Regions from separate parts of the Homo sapiens genome. Here region 2 is linked to region 1. Evidence: chromatin loops called from intact Hi-C (ENCODE). Cell type or tissue: Calu3. All regions are shown on one strand. Links, peaks and the distances in the headings refer to the core of each region. The heading gives the core; the rest is flanking DNA.

Evidence for each region. Peaks named below come from ENCODE experiments on the same cell type or tissue, not always from the same donor. Only the 100,000 strongest peaks of a DNase experiment are listed, where the experiment ranks them.
Region 2: a loop joins it to region 1, with 7 times the contacts of the local background. A loop is called at or near these places in 4 of 110 quality-filtered maps.

The regions. Positions count from the first base shown.
Region 1 is chr4:74,392,725-74,398,118 of GRCh38, reverse strand. No RefSeq gene overlaps it. Among named protein-coding and RNA genes, the nearest start is that of EREG, 30 kb to the right of the region's middle. In Calu3, for the core only: no CTCF peak of the experiment used is centred there; a DNase peak (open chromatin) is centred at 3,128.
Region 2 is chr4:74,529,388-74,534,781 of GRCh38, reverse strand. No RefSeq gene overlaps it. Among named protein-coding and RNA genes, the nearest start is that of AREG, 87 kb to the right of the region's middle. RefSeq lists enhancers at 2,556-2,850, 2,596-2,890. In Calu3, for the core only: a CTCF peak has its summit at 2,739 (motif pointing right); DNase peaks (open chromatin) are centred at 2,751 and 4,931.

The DNA.
Region 1 (5,394 bases), core at 183-5,182:
TTATTTCTCCCAAGTAACCACCAGTTGTGAGGAACTTCTTTCGAAGTAGTAATAACAGATGGTACTTATTGAACATTCAGTATCTGCCAAATGCTGTTCTTAGCATTTTATATGTATTGATTCAGTGAATTCTTATAGTAGCCCTGTAAGGCAGAGTTGCTATAGAGATGAGGAAATGGTGGCACAGAGAGGTTAGGTAACATGCTCAAGGTGCTTAGTCCCTCTCCTGAACTGGCATGAAAGGTCTCTTCTGTTTAATTTATAAACAATGATAGAACAAATATTGATAGTTCATAGTGATAAAAATAAATAAACCTTTAGGAAAAGCTCTTCCTTACAGTAGAACCCCAAATAACAAATGTAGAAGAAATGATCAAATAGGAAAAACATCAATATGGAAACTAGTGGGTGAAATTTAAATGAGAAACAGTATATTTACATGGTCCAAAAATATCTCCCCACAAATTAGTTATTAATTATAAAGGGCAAAATAGTAAATTTATAGTGGATAAATCTAATAAATGTCATCTTAACAAAATGATCAATCTTAATATCATAAACATTAGGATAAATTGATATCCTGGGGTTCACAATATAAAGTATTCTGAGGGACACACTATTACTTCCAATATGTTCCCTCCAAAGATACATAATCTGATTTTAATTATTAACCAACATCAGAGAAATACAAAATGTGGGACAATTTGGAACAGAGTTGTAATCTTTACAAATATCTAGATCAAGAAGTCCAAAGAAATGCTGAGGAGCTGTTCAATGAAAAAGGAAATTAAAGAGATTGACAACAAAATGCAACCTGTGATCTTGGATTGAATTCTGAATGAAAAAAAAAAAAGAAATAATCATAAAGGACATTATTAGGATAATTTAAATTTGAGTTAATATGGAATCAATGTCAGATAAAAGTATTCAATGTTTAATTTCCTGATTTTGACAACTTGACTATGGTTTTATAAGAGAATATCCTTATTCTTAGGAAATAATCACTGAAGTATTCAGAGGCAGAGCTTTGCAATATCTGTAACTTTTCTCAAATTGTTCAGAGAGGGAGAAGGAATGATGAAGCAAGTAGGGTGAAAAGCTCATAGGATAACTTATGATTGAATCATTTGCCAAGTTATCCTGTAGATATTAATATAGATATATTTTTTATTTTGTTACTTAAACTTAAAAAATAATTGCTGGGAGTTATATCAAACACAAAATTTGCTTATTCTTAGCTTTGGTTTAGTAATTTCACTTTAGGGACTTATTCTAAGGAAATAATATAAAAGAGGCACAATTTTGTTACAAGGGTATTCATCAAAACTTATATGCAACTGCGGAAAACTGAAAACAACTCACACATCCAATAATAGAGTGTTGTTTTAGGATTATGCAGTCATGGCCGGGTGTGGTGGCTCACACCTGTAATCTCTGCACTTTGGGAGGCCAAGGCAGGCAAATCACGAGGTCAGGAGTTCAAGACCAGCCTGGCCAACATGATGAAACCCTGTCTCTGCTAAAAATACAAAAAATTAGCTGGGCGTAGTGGCGGGCACCTGTAATCCCAGCTACTCAGGAGGCTGAGGCAGGAGAATCACTTGAATTTGGGAGGTGGAGGTTGCAGTGAGCTGAGATCACGCCACTGCACTCCAGCCCGGGCGACAGAGTAAGACTCCATCTCAAAAAATATATATATATTATATACATATATAAAATATATATTATATATGATATATATATAATATAATACATGATATATAAAATATATATTATATATATATCATATATATAATGGAGTGATTAAAATGCTGCAGAATAATATTTAATGGCATGGAAAATGTCATTGTTAAGTGATAAAGACAAGATACACAATGGTACCCACAGAATGACCCCATTACTGTGTATACATACCCACAGTCACACGCATGAAAGATTGCAAAACTATAAATGAAAATGTTCATAGTGGTAATTTTAACATGTAAGGGAAAAAAGGTAACTTAAACTTACTTAACACTACTTTGAAAATTTGCTAAAACAAACTTATTATTTTGTAATTAAAACAAATAATTTTCTGTAGTCTAGCGTATGACTTAAAGAGGTATAAGTAGCCATAAATTTAAATGAAACTGTGAGCTTCTTATTAGATGTGTGCACATATGTAAACACCCACACCTTTATTACATGCTATAACTGGCTTCCAGTGACACAAGATCCTGCTACTGAGGTTGGTGAATGACATTGAAGCCTGACCCCTAAACTTGTCCTTTGGTGGAACGTACACCCAGGAAATCTCTTTTCCATAGTTGTAAACAGATGCATGACTGTTTTAAAGGGCCATGACCTCGTGGATTTGTTTCCTGGGAAAGTATCCCAAGCCTGAAACCAAGTGCTGCACATTCTCAAAAGAAAATGTAATAAGGTTGATTAGAATCTGTGGAAGAGGTGCAGTTCTTATATGCTAAATTTGCATTTTCTCTATGTAAAAGCTTTCAAAATAATTCAATTACTTATTTTATAATTTAATTTCCAAGGTTAATTCCTTACATGTATTTTATGACCTAAATTTTACAGGGTGGGCCTAGATTCAGAAACTCTTTCTGTTACAGTCTTTGTTTTAAGCCTTTTTACAACCTAGGTTGGTGCTAAGGAGGAATGACGAATTGCTATTAGTGTATTAATAATAAACATTGAATTCTTCTATTAACTACCAAAGAATAACAAAGGACCAGAAAACAAACACATACTAACTACTGGAGATTGCCCCCAACCTAACGAATACCACAGTGGAGATTCTCATATTAAGGATAACAAATTGTTACCCCTGAAACGTCAGCTAAGATTTGTATCCATTAGCCCAAAACCTCCTACTCATGATTTCTAAATTATACAACATTATCGACAGGTCCAGGAGACATCGTGTGCATTGCGGAAGAATGAATTTTCAATATAGCTAATGTGTATGTTCTTCAATTCAGATTTCTGTTCCATAGCCCCACCCATGTATAAAAAGGCCCTACCCACTGATAAGGGACATATTCATATTCCCACAGCCAGATTCTCCCACTCTAATCAAGACTGCATCTAATGTAAGCACATGACTCACTCACATTGGTCCCTTTCCTGAAACTCAGGGTGAGAGCCAACTCTCAGCTATCTGTGGTTGGAGTGACAGAGGTGACTGGAAGAAGCGAAAACCACTGGTATTCCCAACTTCCGTTTTAACTGATAATCTTAACCTCCTCCCTGATGTCAACTCTCCTTTACTAAAGATTGTAATGAACACAGAAAGGGCCCAAGAAAAAAGGACAAGGCCTGCTAATTCTAAAACTATATAATCAACAACTGAACAATTGAGGGCTTGTCACTTCCATTTTCTTTCATGGCTAATATTCTAAATAAGTACTCTCTACCAACAGCCGCCACCAACTCCCTTAATCTAGTGCAATTCTGCCTCCACTTTCATCACTCACTAAAAGCACTCTCTTTCAAGCTTCATGACATTCAGAGGTCAAAACCAGGGGCGTTTTTCTTCTTTCCCATTGTTTTCTAGATTTTTTTTTGTTAGACCGTGTTGACTATCACTGTAAATCTTGGATTTTTTTTTCTTTCTTCTGAGTTTCATGCCATTATGTTCTCCTAGATGTCCTGGTTATAACCATCAGCAAATCCTATTGATTTAAGTATAGTCTACTTATACTCCTAATTCAACACTTTCTCATTACTTCCACTACTGCTATCTTTCCCCTAACCATTTAGGTGGGTTATTAAAATACTCCCCACCTTATCTTTCAGTCTTGTCCTTTTTAGTCTACTTTCGGCAGAGCAGATAGACTGATCTTTTTGAATTATTTCATCACCCTACCTCCAGCCCTCTGATAGTTTCTTTTATTTATTTATTTATTTATTTATTTTGATTATACTTTAAGTTTTAGGGTACATGTGCACAACGTGCAGGTTTGTTACATATGTATACATGTGCCATGTTGGTGTGCTGCACCCATTAACTCGTCATTTAGCATTAGGTATATCTCCTAACGCTATCCCTCCCCCCTCCCCCCATCCCACAACAGTCCCCGGTGTGTGATGTTCCCCTTCCTGTGTTCATGTGTTCTCATTGTTCAATTCCCACCTATGTTCTTATTGCATTGTTAAGAAAAGGCAAAGACCTTACCAAATCTTATAGCCCCTAAAGTTTCTACCCTTGACTACCTCTCTGACTTCTCTTGCAACTGTCCATTGAGTATGCCCTGGGCCAGGCTGGTCTTACTGTCTTCTGAACATTAGAGTCCTTGCATTTATTGCTCCAAGCCAAGGATAGTTTGCCTCCACAAACTGTAGGGATGCCTCCTTGACCACCCTAGCTAAAGACACCCTGAAATTGTAGCATGTTATGTTTTACTACCTTATTTTATCACTAACCATGAGACCTTGGACATGTTACCCTGTGTCTCAATTTCCCCATCTGAAAAATGCATTTTAAATAAATAGTTACATACCTCATCAAGTGGTTAGAAGGATTTCATAAGTTATTGTATTTGAAAAGCTTAACAACAAATAGCCCTATACACGTTTGCAACTGTTGTTGTTATTAGTATTTATTTTCTTTCTTTTCCTGCTAGAATATAAATTTCAAGTTTTGTTTGTCATTTATCACTTATTCTCAAGATGTAAACAGTAAGACACATAATAAGCCCTCAATAAGTATTTGAATGATTGAATGAAGAAATTAAACGTTTAATTATTTGTTTTGTCTGCAAAATCTTCTTTTCTTTTACCCATTCCTTAGATAAAGTTTCTTTTATCACTTTACTGAGACTCAGTCACTGGTTTTCTTGGCATTTTTCCTCTACCCTCATACCTTTGGAGTGTTTAACTTGAAGTGATTCTTTGGCTTCAGCCATGGTTTCTGTGATGGGGGTTCTCAACATCACAGCTTTAGTCCAGACCGCATACCCAACTTCTGCATTGGGGGTTCATCTAAGGGGAGGGAAATTTGGCCTGGGGCTTAGAGGCTGCACTAGGATAGTGTATGAGTTCTGTGACTTTACTTGCTTTGTGATCTGGTGCAAATCACAACTTCTCTGGAGACCATATTCTTTTTTAGGTAATAATTATGAATCTTACCTTCTATATCAAAGTGTGTGTCGAAACAGATTTAATAGATGTGAAAGTATTTTGTAAATTGTAAAACAGTAAGTAATTTTGAAGTGTTGTCAGGTACCTCAAATATGCTATTTCTACTATATACCCTGCTGTTATCTTAGAGTCAACATATGGAAACCATTTTTCCTCCTTCCTAAACTCAATTCTTTCCAACTTTGCTTTCTCTCATTTCTCATATCCAATTACTAAACACCTGATTTTCCCTCTGTGACATATCTAAAATGCTCC
Region 2 (5,394 bases), core at 255-5,254, 140 kb before region 1:
GAGGACTGCCACAGAATTTTGCTTAAGAGTTAAAGGAGAAAGAGATCCAATAAGGAACCCTCAGGCTTTCTAACAGCTAGAATCAGGAATTAATCTCCCTATGGTACAGCATTGTCTTCTTTCATGGAGATAATCATGCCTGCTATGCTTGTAAGGATCAAATGAAATGTCATTCATTCACTCATTAAATATCAGGTACCTACTGTACTTAAGAAAGTGGGTTAGACACTGTGAAAGATTCGATGGTGTTTAAAATAGCCTCAGTTTTTATGAACTTAAAACCTAAGGGCAAGATCAATGACATCAACACCATGGACAATAAAAGCAGGGTGAAAGTTCAGGAGTCATAAAGGCTAAAATAATGTGATATGAGAATTCATGTCATGAAAACGTGCTTTGAGACTGTAAAATGCTATACAGATGCAAGCTATCAGAATAGTTTAGGACATGGCGAAACTGAGCAAAGGTGTTTGATGACTTGTTCCTGTAAACATTCCCTTTCCCCTTTCTGTAACTTGGTTAATAAAATAGGATAGGAATCAGTGACTTAATATGGTGTCTTACAAACTCCAGATGCTCAGTAAATATTTGTTGAATGAACTAATGCTTAACGATCTACCTCTCAGTGTTATTTGAAGGAGTACTTGGTAAAAATTATTCTAGTTGGGAATGCAAAAGCACTACTTAAATTATTATTAATACTTAGAAAAATAATGCTATTTTAGAATCTATTTTAATCAATTATATTTTATAACATTTGTTTCAGATGAAACAGCTACCCTATATATAGATTACCAGTGTGTAATGTGGGTACAGTGTAAACCGGTAGAAAATACATCGATTTGGGAGCCAGGACCTCTGCATGAGAATCCCCAATATCCACTAGCTCTAGGAAAAGCTACCGTGTGTGCCTTAGTTTTTTAATCTGTAGAACATATTAAATATGAATTTACCAGATAACATAGAATATACCAGATAATTGCTAAGATCTCTTCCAGCTTTAACATTTTAATGTCTCAATACAAGAGTACTATTTAATGAAAAACATTTAAATTTTATAAAATGGACTTAGCTTGTAATGGGCTATCGCCGTGTTTTAAAAATGACATTATCATATTTTGGGATTGGTAAATTGTGTGTATATCTATAAGATAAGAATGACAAGATTACAAACATATCAAGATATTCTAATATAGGTTAGAAGTACTAGCTCTGCTCCTCACCTCACATACCTTTGAGCTATTTGGGGAGCAATCTATGACCAGTTCTACATAGTTAAGGCTAACTGAGGAGTATAATTATTAAGTGAATTGGACTAGTTCTGGACAATTAAAGCAGAAACTTTCAGTTATTTAAGGACATACCCATCTTTCCATTTTGTTTTAACTTTGTTCCATGAGTAACAAATACAGCCTGGCCAATCATGTGCTAGAGCTGTGCACTCAAACAATTTTATTTACAATAAATTTTAGGGAATTAATGAGGCATCATATGTGGCCACACACTATTCACAAAACTGTAATCAAAATGGCCCTTTAAACAATATGTTCATAATGGTGATTGACTGAGCCTTCTAAAGACAGGAAACCTGCAATAGGAGAATGAGCCTTCTAAAGTTAGAATCCCCAAGAAATTAAGATGAAAAGACAATGTGTTATTTATTGAGTACCTGCATTCTGTGTGACTCTGAGCTAGGCTGTTAAATATATTTACTCATTTGAAACATGATAAGATATTAGCAAATTTTGATTTAATCATTCCCATTTTAGAGATAAATAGTCTCTGATAAGTAAATTGCTTAAAGTTGTAGAGCTAATTGGATTTGAATTCAAGTCCCTGAAACTTCAAAGCCCTATGCTTTAACCACCACCTCCCATAACTATGCTTATGCACTATGTTCGATATTATATTTTAGGAGATAAAAATGTAAATTTTAAATATTAGTTTGAGGCATCTTATGTAAATCAAGAACTCATTTGATAATCCATTAGCTCATGTTTCATGCTGTATCTACACAGATTGACTCATTTTTCTAGAAAGCATCCCCTGCTACCTTCTTCTACTTTGATCTTGCTAACTTTCGGTCCTCCTTCTGGTCCTCACTTAAATGGCATCTCTTCAGGAGGCAAACTTTGATATTGATTTAAATTAACTTCTTACTCTTAAGTCATCTTATGCTTTTTCAAATTAGCCTTTCTCCCGTATGTCCAATGCTCACAGTAAACTGTCACATCCCTGAGGGCAGATATCATATCTGTCTTGTTCACCTCTGCATCTCCACCATTTAGAACACAGCTTGGCGTGTAGTAAATACTCAAAAATATCTGTTGCATGAATAGCACATGTATCTGATGTAATGAGCTGTAAGACTCCAAAAACATATGTCCCTTGGGAAAATTATATTGTACATTTCTGTTTTATAGCATCATACACACAATGAAAACAAGAAAGGTGTTGTAGTAATGTTAATATATTAACAGATTCAACAATGGAGTCCCTGGTGTGGGCTCAAATTGCTGGAAAGTGAATTATTTGTTAGCAAATTCATGAAGCACTGCTCCATTTCACTTTATCTTGTTTTGTCTTATAAATTCCAAAGAACTAACAACAGTAGAGTGGGTCGTTGCATCAACATTGCTTCCATTTAGTAGACTGATGCAAGTAACCAGTAACAAGGTCTTTCTTTTTCTCTTTGTGATACTTCTCATGGTCAAAAGATGGCAGTGTGTTCGAGAGTGACAGCCTTCTTTCTAAGTCCGAAATGAACAGCAGGGTGAGTGGTTAGCTGTGGTCCTGATGAATTGAGTTGGCTTTGCAAAAATCTCAGGTTTCAGAACGATGTCCAAAGCAGAAATCCACGCCTTCCCAGGAGAAACATTCACATTTTTTGGATCTGCTGCTTACCTTTGTTCAGGAGAGAAGAGCTCCAGAAAGTGTATATTCTCTTATAAACAGATAAAAAAGTAAATTTGAGCCACAAATGAAAAAAAAATTATTAAATGCCAGAAATAAAAGTATTGCTAGCTTCAAATACCAAATGTCAAATGCTGTGATCAATCCACTCGTTGACCCCATTTGGAGAACTTCTATTTTCACTGATAAGCCAAGGTATCTCTCCTAAAATGTCTGTATTTTATTTTATGGGAAGTTAAGATGGAAATATTTGTCTTCTTCATGAACTATTTTTAATTGTATTTACAGCACAGATATTCATAAATAAGGTGGCACTGTGACATTGCTGTAAACTAGGTGAGATTGTCTTCAGTACCTTCCTCTACCCTGTGAGAGCTCTCCTCCTTCTCTTGTAGCTGCTATTCTTAGAGACCCAGACATTCAGGACCAGGGCCTGAGCTCTCCTCCAGTGCGGGCGTCTTATTCTGGATGATGCCTCAGGCTCTAACTCAGTCATTTCATCTGTCCTCCTTAAAGACTTTCTAGTGCTGTTCTCCAAGGATGGCCTCTCTGTTGGAAAGGGTCAAATCGATATCTGTCTAATGGCCGATGAGGTGCACTGTATTGCCAGGTACCCAATCACTTATTTGTGTTTTTTTCAGCAGTCATGAATGGCACTCACCCAAGGTTACCACCAGGAAAGTGAGAGCCAGACAAGGTACAGCTAACAATAATAATGCTTCAGACAGGTAAACTCTGAGGCAGAGCAAAACAGATTGCTGTGCAGTGTGCAGAATTTTCGTACTTTAAGAGGAACATATTCATTTTCTATCCTTAACTCATGGCATAATGCCTGGGCCATGGCAAACATTCAATAGATGTCTAGGCCTAAGCTTTTAACAATGAGACATTGACACAAACTGTTGGGGCTGATATTTTTGCACCTCTCTCTTGTCCCTTCATATTATCACATGTTAAGAGTAAAAATCTATGCCTACTATGAACTGCCTGTGCCTATGACATTAGGACTTAAACAGAAATTGTGATGGATTGTGATTCTACTTTTTTGTTTTGTTTTGTTTTGAGACAGAGTCTCACTCTGTCACCCAGGCTGGAGTGCAATAACGCAATCTCGGCTCACTGCAACCTCCGCCTCCTTGATTCAAGTGATTCTCCTGCCTCAGTCTCCCAAGTAGCTGGGACTACAGGCCCCCACCACCACACATGGCTAATTTTTTGTATTTTTAGAAGACACAGGGTTTCACCATGTTAAACAAGGTGGTCTCGATCTCCTGACACTGTGATCCACCTGCCTCAGCCTCCCAAAGTGCTGGGATTACAGGTGTGAGCCACTGGTGATTTTACTTTAATTCCTCCTTACTGTGGCTTCTGCAGTGGAGAAGACAGAAGGGCTTGTTAGACAATAAGATAATAAAATGAAGATGGAAATAAGTTCCTGAAGCTTACTTCAGAAAAGTCACAGGGGTGTGGGAGGTGCCACGGGGCCATGTAGCACTTGTTCCTAGCAGGGAATAGGCCTAATTTGTTTGGCTTGACTAATAAATAGGACGCAGGCATTCACACTAGCAAGTGTTTATTTCCTTACAAATGTGTTATGCTTTTGTTTAATGTGTTTCCCAGCGATTTTCATTTATCCCCACAGCATCTCCTAAACTGCACAGTTCTCTTGAGCGCTGTCTTTATGAATAAATCGATCAATTCTTTTGAGAATCTACAGGTTTTTAAACTATTTTACAGGAAACAGGCCAAAACACTGCCAGTTGCCTGGATGATTTGACTATAAAATGACCTGTAATCCAGTTCACAGCATCTTTCTTCACTTGTCTTGAGAGATTATTTCTCTCAAGGATAAAATAAATGTATCAGCAAGAGTCTCTTTCCTCCTTCTCGTTTGAATTCAAGCACATTAGGTATATCAGGAAATAGCCCAGTGCAACCAAAGAAGAAAATCACCCAAGGGATGTGACCTTCCTTACTGTGACTTCATGCCTGTAAACCGAGGAATAGCCAGTTGATCCGGCAAAGCGGGTGTGTATCTATTGGAGTTGCCAGGGAACAATGGCCTTCACTGTGCAGGCTGCCACATGGGAAACAGGCTTGTTTTCGTTTTCCTTTATGTCATTTTGGGGTATAAAATATAATTGTTCTGTTCTTTATTTGAATGCCGCAGAGTCAGTAGGGAACTCCAGCTTCCTGCTCCCAAATATAGGGCCAGTTATTCCAGAAACTCCGTAATTCATTGGCATTTTAAAGCACTATAGTTGTAATGGTAGCCTTTTACTCCAACATCAGAGCAAGAGGAGCAGGTTTTCTTGTGGAAGAGGAGGGAGCTTTCAGGAAGTTCCCAGAGAGTCATTTGACATTTCTGCCTGGGATGAGGAGGAGGAATGAGATAAGGGAAGGGCGAATGGAATGCAGCGCCTTCACAAGGACAGTATATGTATCCTGGCATGTGCAAATCCAATGTGAATGCAAAGGCTT